4 separate regions of the Mus musculus genome follow, and regions 2, 3 and 4 are each linked to region 1. A link is a loop called in an ENCODE intact Hi-C map of the cell type or tissue named here. Cell type or tissue: left cerebral cortex. All regions are shown on one strand.

What was found. Hi-C counts contacts between places; a loop is a spot of excess contacts. Peaks named below come from ENCODE experiments on the same cell type or tissue, not always from the same donor. Only the 100,000 strongest peaks of a DNase experiment are listed, where the experiment ranks them.
Region 2: a loop joins it to region 1, with 2.5 times the contacts of the local background. A loop is called at or near these places in 8 of 42 quality-filtered maps.
Region 3: a loop joins it to region 1, with 2.1 times the contacts of the local background. A loop is called at or near these places in 7 of 42 quality-filtered maps.
Region 4: a loop joins it to region 1, with 2.2 times the contacts of the local background. A loop is called at or near these places in 4 of 42 quality-filtered maps.

The regions. Positions count from the first base shown.
Region 1 is chr3:135,689,753-135,692,252 of GRCm38, forward strand. It overlaps Nfkb1 (nuclear factor of kappa light polypeptide gene enhancer in B cells 1, p105), which reads right to left and starts at 1,795. Exons shown (of 25, transcript NM_008689.2): 1 at 1,371-1,795. In left cerebral cortex, no CTCF peak of the experiment used is centred here; DNase peaks (open chromatin) are centred at 1,057, 1,779 and 1,966; H3K4me3 peaks cover 2,400 bases; H3K27ac peaks cover 1,808 bases.
Region 2 is chr3:135,437,298-135,439,797 of GRCm38, forward strand. It overlaps Ube2d3 (ubiquitin-conjugating enzyme E2D 3), which reads left to right and starts at 1,829. Exons shown (of 7, transcript NM_001356597.1): 1 at 1,829-2,500. The coding sequence starts at 2,478. It overlaps 4930539J05Rik (RIKEN cDNA 4930539J05 gene), which reads right to left and starts at 1,368. Exons shown (of 3, transcript NR_030689.1): 1 at 1,124-1,368. In left cerebral cortex, no CTCF peak of the experiment used is centred here; DNase peaks (open chromatin) are centred at 975, 1,402, 1,905 and 2,011; H3K4me3 peaks cover 2,422 bases; H3K27ac peaks cover 2,110 bases.
Region 3 is chr3:135,609,404-135,611,903 of GRCm38, forward strand. All of the region lies in intron 12 of Nfkb1 (nuclear factor of kappa light polypeptide gene enhancer in B cells 1, p105), which reads right to left. It overlaps Gm46827 (a long non-coding RNA gene), which reads left to right. Exons shown (of 3, transcript XR_001783992.2): 1 at 1-2,246. Among named protein-coding and RNA genes, the nearest start is that of Gm46827, 2.2 kb to the left of the region's middle. In left cerebral cortex, no CTCF peak of the experiment used is centred here; a DNase peak (open chromatin) is centred at 1,035; H3K27ac peaks cover 1,490 bases.
Region 4 is chr3:135,629,911-135,632,410 of GRCm38, forward strand. The region is part of intron 6 of Nfkb1 (nuclear factor of kappa light polypeptide gene enhancer in B cells 1, p105); the gene reads right to left. Among named protein-coding and RNA genes, the nearest start is that of Gm46827, 23 kb to the left of the region's middle. In left cerebral cortex, a CTCF peak has its summit at 1,343; DNase peaks (open chromatin) are centred at 976 and 1,310.

The DNA of each region.
Region 1 (2,500 bases):
TGTAGTCATCCAGTGGGGTGAGAAATGTTAAATGCAACAGGAAGCACAGCTTTTTAAATTCCAGGCCTCTCAAGTTCATATGCAAAGCAAAGGACTTCGATGTAAATAATTTACATATTTTTTTCGTGCATCAAACAGCAAGAGGTTCCATCTCTAGAAAGCGCAATATTAAAATCAGGGGGAAAAAAACCCACTTCAGCAAGGACCTTACTTTAATCAAGTTTCTCTTTTTAAGGTCTGACGAACATTAATGCATTTTTTTTTTGCCACCCAAGAACAATCAGCTGAAGAGTCCTCTAGAAAGCCACCCAACTCTATCACCATCTCCATCTTTAGTACTAACCACCAGTCTGAGCCCCAGTATTTGATGCCATAGCCATCAAATGTTAATAAACACCACAAGTTGTTCTCAGCCCTAAAACAACAAAAATTTTAGTTAAATATGCTTACTTAGAAAGCTGCAGTGTTGGCCTTTACTTTTAAAAGTTCATTAAAAAAACAAAACAGATTAAATCTAGATGATGAAATCTTTTTATCATTTGTCCCACTTAAGTTTTAGACTCGACCCATAAACAGAGCCAAGATTGGTGTCTGTCTCAGAAGACCGAAGGAAGCCTACATGTAGCAGAGGCGTCATGTTTGTATCGTTTTCTGTTTTGGAGGTCAGGCACAAAACATGGTGCCATTATCCTAGAGTTTCCCCGTAATCAAAAGTCTGAAAGGTGCTATTAGTAGGTAATTTCTCTCTCAAATGCCAGCCCTGGAGAATCGGTGTGAGGCCCTCCTTATTATTTTGAAAATCAAAGTTGAGATTTGGCAGCTGAATGCATGATATGTGTGTGTATGGGGAGGGGGGGGTGTCTATCTCAGATTGGTAAGTGGGCCCCAGGTTCTCCCGAGGGACTGATTCTTAGGAGCTGGGAAGGGCTTTGCCAGCCAGGAGGACTGACAGGCACTTCTGCTTTCATTTCACTGACCGCCCTTTGGTGAAATCTGGCTGTGCACTGCACCAAGCACCTTTCTATCTGTCCTAGGCCGGTGGCGGACCTCAGCCTGGCCGCCACCACCCCACCCCAACCCCGCCGCAGGGGCTTGGGTACATCTTTCTAAAACTTTGCAAGAGTTCCTCTCCGCTTCCCGTTCCCGCCCGCGGAGACGCCGAGGGCCCCGCCAGCCGGCCCGCAAGGCCTCGGGGCCGCCCAGTGCGGATGTGCCCTTTCCCCGCAGCCGGGGCCGCTCGATCCGCGACTCCTGCTTGGGGCTCTCCCCTAGTCCCCCCCCGAACCCCGGGAGCTTCGAGCCAGTGGGACCCGCTGCACCGTGGTGCGGAGAGCTGGCGGCTCCGTTCCTCTACCTGCCCCGGGGCTTACCCTGGAGATGCGGCGCGGCCTCTCCTCGCCTGCGGGCTCCCGCTGCGGAGCGGCGCGGACCGGCGGGAGCCCGAGCCGGGTCGGGGCGCGGGCGGGCGGGCGGGCGGCTCAGCGGCGCGCCATGGCTGCGGCGCGGGCGGAGAAGCGCGGGGCGGGCCGGGCGCGGCGGGGCCCTGAGCTCCGGCCTGCGCTGCTAGAGCCGGCCCGCGAGCAGGCCGAGGGCGGCGGCGGCGGCGGCGGCGGCGGCAGGCCGGGGGCGCGCAGGGCACGGGAAGCCGTCAGCGCGCAGCCGGGCTGCTCGGGTGGCGAAACCTCCTCTTCCTGCCCGGCTCGCCTCGGTACTTCTCTCTCGTCCTCTCTCGCTCACTCTCTCACTTCCTGGCTGGAAATTCCCACTGACGTCGAGAGAGAGCAGACAGACGGACGGACCCACGCGCGCGCGCACAGCGGGGGCGGGAGGTGGGGTCGCCTCCGGGGGTGGGGGAAGCCCGCGCGCCCCGACCCGGCGCCCCGAACCCCAAGCCCCGCGGCGGCCGCGACGCCCCCGGGAGGCGCCCGCAGCCCAAGGGCAGGCCCGGACAGCTGGAGGCCACGGGAGACCGGCCTGGTCCCCACGCGCTGGGCACAAAAGTCAATCTCATCTGCTTGTTCCCTCCTCTGGGGGTCTCGGCTACACTCAGATCGCTCCATAGAGCGGACAGGAATTTCGAGATCGTAGCTGAGGTTCTCTCCAGAGAACCATGAATTTATATTGGGTCTGGATGAAGTCTTCAATCCGCTCGATTATTTCAGCCACAGCGCATTGTCCGGCCTGTGTGATCATCGCTGTGGATGGAATTAGAGCGACAGTGAGACCCGCAGTGTTGGTTCACAGCTCATAAATCCTTATCCGGCTCAAGGGAGGTTATTTTTCTGGAGAGGCCTCCCACTGATGACCGTTTGCGAGCATTTGAGCGTCTTTATTCTTTGGGCAAAGTGCCTCCATGGGCCAGGAATGACAGCCTGGGGCTAGGTAGCTCCCAAGTGAGTTTTGACTTAAACCTATTTTAGAGTTCGGGGGTCTCACTACTGAGTTCAAGTGGAAATACAACTTTGAAAGGCCAGGGATCAATCAGGTAGTGAGCATGCAG
Region 2 (2,500 bases), 250 kb before region 1:
TGCATTCCGTTAACTGCTCCAGTGATATTACCTATGGTATACACCGTCACTCTTCGGCTATACATTGACTTTTATCATTTTACTTGCGGAATATTGCCTGCAACAGGTTCTCAAAATTCAAATTATTTCCACGTAGTCCTGAAGGACCTCCACTTTAAGTAGGGTCGTTTAAGGATGCTAGAAAACCTAAACATATTGATCTTTTTGAATGTCTTTCAAAAGTTAAAGTCTTACTTTTTACCCAAAGAGTACTCTCGATGACAAACGGCCCTCTACATTTTATGCAGGGCAGACTAAAACAGGGCAGTGGCACACTTAACAGATCTCACCCCCAGGATTTAATCCAGACCGATTCCCTAGTATTTTGTCACTTTGGGGCTCAAAAACTGAAACAGCAGAAGGAAAAGACGATTCTAGGATATTCCTCTTGCGGTTCCATACCTAAGGCTCTACCCAATCCGATCACAATAAAGCTGTATTGTTAAGGCTATGCAAACGCAGAACCCTGCAGGCCGCTGCTCTCAGATTGGCCCCTCGGGGTTAACAACGCGCATGTGTCCGCACTTGGCGGTGCGATCAGCACTCAGCCTGGATCTTTTAATTTGCTGTTCCTAATTTGAGGGGAGCTTCTTCGCGCTGCTCAGCCCTCTCTGAGGAGCACGGGAAGAAATCTCCATCACCTGGGCCGGCAGAAGCCGTGAACCGGCTCCACCTTGACTAAGGCATCTAGTCACCCCGCGGCCCCGCCCACAGCACCTCCCCGATTGGACGCCCGGGGGAGGGCCGTGTCGGCGCGCGACGGCCGGCCGGTCGGGGGAATTCCATTTCCTCCCCCGCCCACTAGCATAAGCACTCAGGGGCGGTGCTTCCCTCGCAAGACCCGCCCAGTAAGAGCCCAGGGGGGGGGTTGCCGGCGCATCTCGCGATAACTTGCGGATTTGGGGGCGGGTCCCGAGCCAGGAAGAGAGCACAAAACTGCCCTTAAGTCATTGCAGACCCGGAGCTGCTGCGAGCCTGCCACGAGGTTCTCGCGAGATCCGCCACCTCCATCCCAAGTGAGGAAACGGGGGGCCACTCAGGGAGGGGCGTGGGGCCTCGACCGCGCAGCTGCCGCTTCCATTACCTTCCTCCTAAGGTCTCCTTCCGGTTCTCGATGCTTCTCTGAATTTAAGGGTTTCCGCCACTCGCCTACCCTCCCCCTCAGCCCATGACCCGCCTCCGTCCCCCGCCCTCCCGGCCCGACCTCCGATCGCTTTAGCGAGAAGGTGCTGTTCCGACAGGGAGACGGCAAGCGGGCGGCACGTCCACTCGGCCCGAGCGAGGGAAGCAAACCGCTCCCCCCTGAACCCCTCGGCTCGCCCCGCGCTCGCGACGGCGGCGTTGGCGGACGGATACGCGGCGGTGAATAGGCGGGGGGAGGGGCGGAGCGTGGCAGCTGGCAGTAGTTCCGTCAGAGCGGACATCTTGTGGCTGTGCCGTGCGCGTGAGCCCCGTAGGGCCGGGGAGGCACCAGCTGCCGCGCGGGGAGGAGGCCGAGGCCGCAGCTCGAGGGAGGCCCCGGCCCTCTGTACGCGTGGGTGTGGACAGCTCGGGAAAGGGGAGGGAGACGGGCCGGGGCCGGCGCGGTGCCCGGGGGGCTGTGGGCGGCCCGAGCGGGCAGCCCTCGCGGCTGGGTGGGGTAGGGTGGGGAGAGGCCGGCGGCGGAGCCGGGGCCCGGCCGCAGGGGGAGGGGGCATGGGCGCGTCCTCGCGCCGGAGCTCCGCGGCCGCCGGGCGCGTGGTGGCGAGGTGGCGGGCGAGCGAGCGGGCGGGCGCGCGCACGCAGGAGCGCGCTGCGAGGCGGAGAGTACGGTGGTGTCAGGGGCGACCCAGAACAGCCCTCGCCGTGGGGACGGGAGCGCACCCGGGGCCCATTGCCTTGTGCTGGCTCGCTGTCCCTTGGAGCCGAAACCGAAAGGAGCCCGGCGTCGGTCCGGAGCCGCCCGCTCCCCTCCCCCTTGCCTTTCTCTGCCCGAGTGACGCCGGCCTAGCGCCGACTAGGCCCCGGCTCCTCCTCTGCCCGGCTCTGGACCCTGCCCCGCACCCACCCCTTTCTCCTCCGCCTCTTCCTCTCCCACCCGGGGCTCGTCTTCCTTTCAAGAGGCCGGGAAGTTAAACTTGTAACCACCTCTCGGCGCTTCCCGTCACCCTCTCGCCCTCTCTGGGGCGAAGCGCGGATCTCGGTAGCTGGTGGCTCCGCCACCCCGCCCCGCCCTGCCGGGATCGCGGCGGTTTTCAGGGTTCTGGAGTCAGCAGGGTTTCTCCGAGGCCCTGGCGAGTCGCTGACCTGCTCCGTTTTTGCAAAAAGGCGCCTGTGTCTGGCAGAGCCGGTGTGAGAAGAAGAGACAACCCTTCCCCGCCGCCGGGATAATCAAGAATTTTGGCCGGACCTTTGAGTACACCTCGGGATAGTGAGGAGCCCGGCGAAAAGCACAGACTATGGCGCTGAAACGGATTAATAA
Region 3 (2,500 bases), 80 kb before region 1:
TGACCTCTGGGACAGTGGCCTGCCCAGGTCCAGGTGCTCCGAGACTTATCTTGGTGCTCTTCACAGAGTTCTGTGTTCCTCTTGTCTTTCACTGTCTGTGTTCCTTACTAACCCAGACAGCCCCCCTAATTCTGTTACTGCAATGTGATCGACAGCCATGTGCCCTCAGTTCTGTCATGGCCCGTGTGATCTTCAGCCACCATGTTCTCAGTCCTGTCACTGTGTGGGAGATCTGACATGGTGCTCCTGTTCCTTTGTGGTCTGGGAGTATCCTAGCAGATATTTGTTTGTTTGTTTTCTTTGTCTTTGGGGCTGAGAAGTGAAGGTGGTTTTGTGTTTACATTAAATAGTCAACATGGTGCTTTCTATCCAGGAAATAGGCCAATACTGAACAATCGTCCTGTGTCTGACTGATTAATGCTGGCTTTCATCATGGTCTATGTTCAGAAAGATCCCTACTTCTCTAGTTCTGTGGGTGTTTCCATCACCCCACGGTGTGGCACAAGGACTTTTGGACTATGTTGGACTGTCTACTGCAGCTGATGGGGAAAGCAGGAGAGCATGGTGGACTTTGCCAGTCCCTGGGAAACCAACCCTGGGCACACCAGGATGATTAGGAAGAAAACGGCTTTCGGCCAGAAAGGAGTGAGGCTGAGGTGAAGAGACTGTCTACTTTCTAACTGATGGCTCGGAGAAATATTTATAAAGTTTTCCCACCAGTTATACCAAAACCAATAGCTATATTCATTTAGTCAGTGGATGAACTGTGGATCTCACAGAGAAAATGTTTCCAGTGTAGAAACACGGAACACAACAGGTACCTCAGCCATCCTGTGTGTAGGTGGAGCCTCATTTGTATTTCAAGTATACCATTTGTATTCATGATGACCTAGAAGATGTGAGGTAACCAGGACTTCAGGGAACCCCAATCCTCTAATCCAGGCATTAGAAAACTCCCACTCTGCTGGCGTGGAGTGCCCAGGAAGCTGGGCCTTGTCTACTGTACTCTTCAGATGCAGACACTAGCAGGAGAGGTTGCCTGGCAACCAAACTCTCAGCGTTTCAAGGCTCACATCCTGCACAGGGAACCTGCAGTTCTTTTCTTTTTCTCATGATTCTGCATCAGCAATGACAACGCTCTTTTAAAGGCACATTTCAGGAGATACACTGTTTTTTTTTTTTTCTTAGAAAAATAATCTTTTTTTCCTGTTTTCAGAGGGCAGAGGCTTCAGGTAAAGCAGTAATTTCATGTTGCCTTGTCTGGACAGAAGGATCTAGAAGACCTCAAGCTGGTGAGGAAGGAAGTAGGCCAGCCACAGAGCTCACCATAAGCCTGACCCAGGAATGGGGAGGCCATACCTCAAAAAGAGACATGGCCTCCCAGAAACTCCTGGCCACCATCACGCTTTGCCTTCAAGGGACCGATACCTGGGGGCCTTGGTGGCCCTGGACCTAGGACCCTGTACCTGGTGACATCCTCTCCAGCCCCATTCTCTCTGAGCCAGACATTTCTGATTTTATCAGATCCCAGGCCTTGTGTAGCCTCCAAGTTCATGGATCTCTTCTCAGAACCATGGCCGTCAAGACAAAACTTACGAAACAGAGGTACAGAGAGGTTGACGGCAGCACTGTGCGTCCCTACACTTAAACTCTGTGGGGCCGGGATTCTCTTCAGTGCTGAGCCCCCACCCACTTGAGTCATGCCTTTGACTGGCCCCCTTCCTGCACTTGACCCCAACTGAAATATGTTTACACTAAGCTTCTCTTTCATTCTCAGACTCTTCTCCCTTGTTCCTCTTATCCACTTAACCACTCCATACATACACTTCTAGTCTGGAAACCCTAGAACAATCTGAGACTCTCGAGTCTCTCTTCCTTTCTCTTCACCCAAGGTCCAGGTCTCCACAGCACCAACAGAGAAGTATCTGCTGGATGCTAACTTCTGGCTGCTAGAACCCTTTCTAACTCTGCTGAGGCACCACTGAATTCTAGCAACATTCTGACCACATCATTCCAGACAGTGAGCAGGCAGGCCTAGCCATCAGAGTCAAAGCAAAAACCTCCAGCTACCACAGAAACGCTTCACTGCGTGGACCTGGCCTCCCTCGCCTAAATCAACCTTCCTCAGTCCACACAGATTCACAGTAATCATTTCTCCCAGGACAAACACCAGCTGCCACACCTCTGCCTCTGAACATCTCTCTTTCATAAACAGAGCCTTGACTTCCATTCACCTTCATAATGTGGTAAGTGGCTTCCCACTGAAGAGAAATTCTTTGGCTGATTCTTTAGACCAAGGAATCCAGGACTGTCTCCTCAACTATTTCATACAGTTTGTGGATGCTTCCCTTTGGGTACTTATCATTTGAGAACCAGGGTTACAGCTCAATGGTAGAGCAGCTGCCTAGTGTCTACAAGGCCCAGAGAATATGATGTCTAGCACGTCAAAAAGAATCGTAATCTGCATTTTAACTATAGTGCACCTTTCCTGAGGTGTCTT
Region 4 (2,500 bases), 60 kb before region 1:
GAAGGAAAACTCTTCTAGAATTCTGGGTCCATGGGTCAGAGCTCCTTTTAGAATAAGAACTACAAGTCATGGGCTCAGGTATAGCCCTCTTAGTCAGCCACGTACTTTTTTTTTTTTTTTTTTTTTTTAACCTCAGATAGCCCTGACCTACTGTGGAAAAGCATTTGCTGTTTCTTCAAAGGGGTAACAAGAGATGAGTGGCCTAGAACTTCCTCAGCATCACAGTTTCAAAAGCCAGGCTGCTCTCTGGGTGAATTCGGCTAACGTACTCTGACAGAAAGCAGAAGCAGCATAAATGTAAGACATCATACCTAAAATCATTCTTTTCTGCTGATTTTTCTTTCGAACATCCTCAGGGTTCTAACAGGGCCTGGCTCTGCTTGTGAACCCAACCTTGCTCTTTACCACAGCAGGTCATGGTTAGGTTAAGATCTCTCAAAGCCAGGCTCAAATCCCCCAGCTGTCGTGGAGTGACGTGTGTCAGCTTCTCCACCTTCAAAAATCAAATTAATGACGAAGTATCACCGGACTGTTTTAAGATTAAAGGAGTTAAGACAACACTTGGTTCCTGATGATATCAACAATCTCAGAAAATTGTTTCTTATCTAGCCCATTATTTCACTGAGTACTAAAGTTTACCAGTTTAGTTTGTTACGCCCCTTTCTAAGAGCCCCACACTGTAGAAGGTCAGAGAGTGGGGGCTACACCTCGTTCAGAACAAGCCCAATTTCTTTCTCTCACGGAATTAAACAGTGGGACTGACGCTAACTGGATAACTTCAACAATACAGGTAAAACCTAACTGGAGAACTCATCAAACAGAATGTCTAATAACAGTGTCTGGCACGGTTGGGAAGTGAGAGAAAGCTTCCGTGTGTTTAACTCATGCGGACTGAGATTTGAAGGCAGAGTTGAGCTGAGTAAGCAAGGAGCAAGTGGAGGATGAGGCAGCTTGGCAGGCGTTCTCTGCGGGCGGGTAGAGCGCATGCTCGAAAGGCATTCTCAGCAGGTCGAGCGCAGTCATGCTCGCAGGGTGCTCAGTGCTCTCGAGCCCTCATCCTGCTCATTAACAGCGCACAGGAGGAGTTCCTTCAAGCAGCTGCACCAATAGCCCGTGTCTCTTGTGTTTCCCACCTTCCTCACAATGTCAGCCCATCATGGCTCCACGACTGTGCCCTTTTCGAGAATGACTGGAGGACATAGGGTAGGAAAGTGATATGTGACTGGCTAGTAAGCGTTAAATAACGCCTTACTTCGCATGCTTGTTCATTTCCCAGAGCACGTGCTCATCTAAGTCTATGTGCATATTCTGTCTCTACAGCCGAGGAGGGAGAAATCCCCACAATAGCCATGTGGGGTCAGTAGTGGCACCCCATATCACCGGGGAAAGAACCAGCCCTTTGCAAGCTCAAGTAACATGCACCACCTGGTTCCAATGGTTTGGGGTAAGGTGGTGGTGCCCTGAACTCGGGGTCTGCCACTGCCTCCCCAAAGTCTATTCACATTTCCACGGCACCATGTCAACACTCGGCTCGGTTATTTTTCTCTCTCTAACTGGCTTTAATGCGCCATGGCTGTAATCACCGATCTGAGCACAGGTACAGCTACAGAGACTCCTGCTTGTTTGTTGGCACTGGTGAGGCATATTGTGAGAAAGGCCTCATGCTAGGTGTGAAAAGGAGGAGCAAGAGTCCCCTTGTCATCCTGAAAGTCTTTTCCATTTAAAGAAAAAAAAAAGGCTACTTGCTTACTCTTCTTGAGTCAAGTCAAATTATAAAGAAGGAGGGAGGGAGGGAGGGAGGGAGGGAGAGAGACGAAATAGTATATTGGTTTAATAATGTATGTCCTCTCAAGGATGACAGGGAGTCAGTTTACTGTTCTTTATTATTTATTTGTGCAACCAGGAAGCACAGATCAAGCCTGCTAAACGGGATTATAGCTAATGGCATAGGAAGGACTCATGACACTGGTCTCGTCTTGCTAAGACAGGGATGCTGAGTTGATCTAATCCAGGATCAAACCCCAGCCCTGCCATCTTACACGAACCAATGACCTCTGATCCTCGTGCTTCATGGCTAATTTGCTGGCAGCTCACTGGGACTCCTGCATGCTGTCTGGCACTACGGAGCCTTTTGTCCTTCCCTCTTATCTATGGAGAACATCTGGGCTTTCTGATGACCCTGAGATAGGCAGGGTTGGCACTAGTAGTACCCTAACTTGCAGATAAGAAGGCAAGTTTAGACAGCCTGAGCAAGTGATGTAAGCTTTGGAGAGACAGCCAAGATGCAGAACACTGTGGAGTTCACTCTTAGCCCTCTGAATATTGGTGTGGGAATGCAAAGCAGGGACAGGATACATGAAAACCTCTTTGATTCACCACTATTGCTGGCACACTTGGACCTTCACCAGGGTTCATGGATTTGCACTGTTCCTGACACTCCCTACTAGTGTGATCAACATCTCAAGAGTCAGGCTGCAACTACAATGGCAAACCACCACTC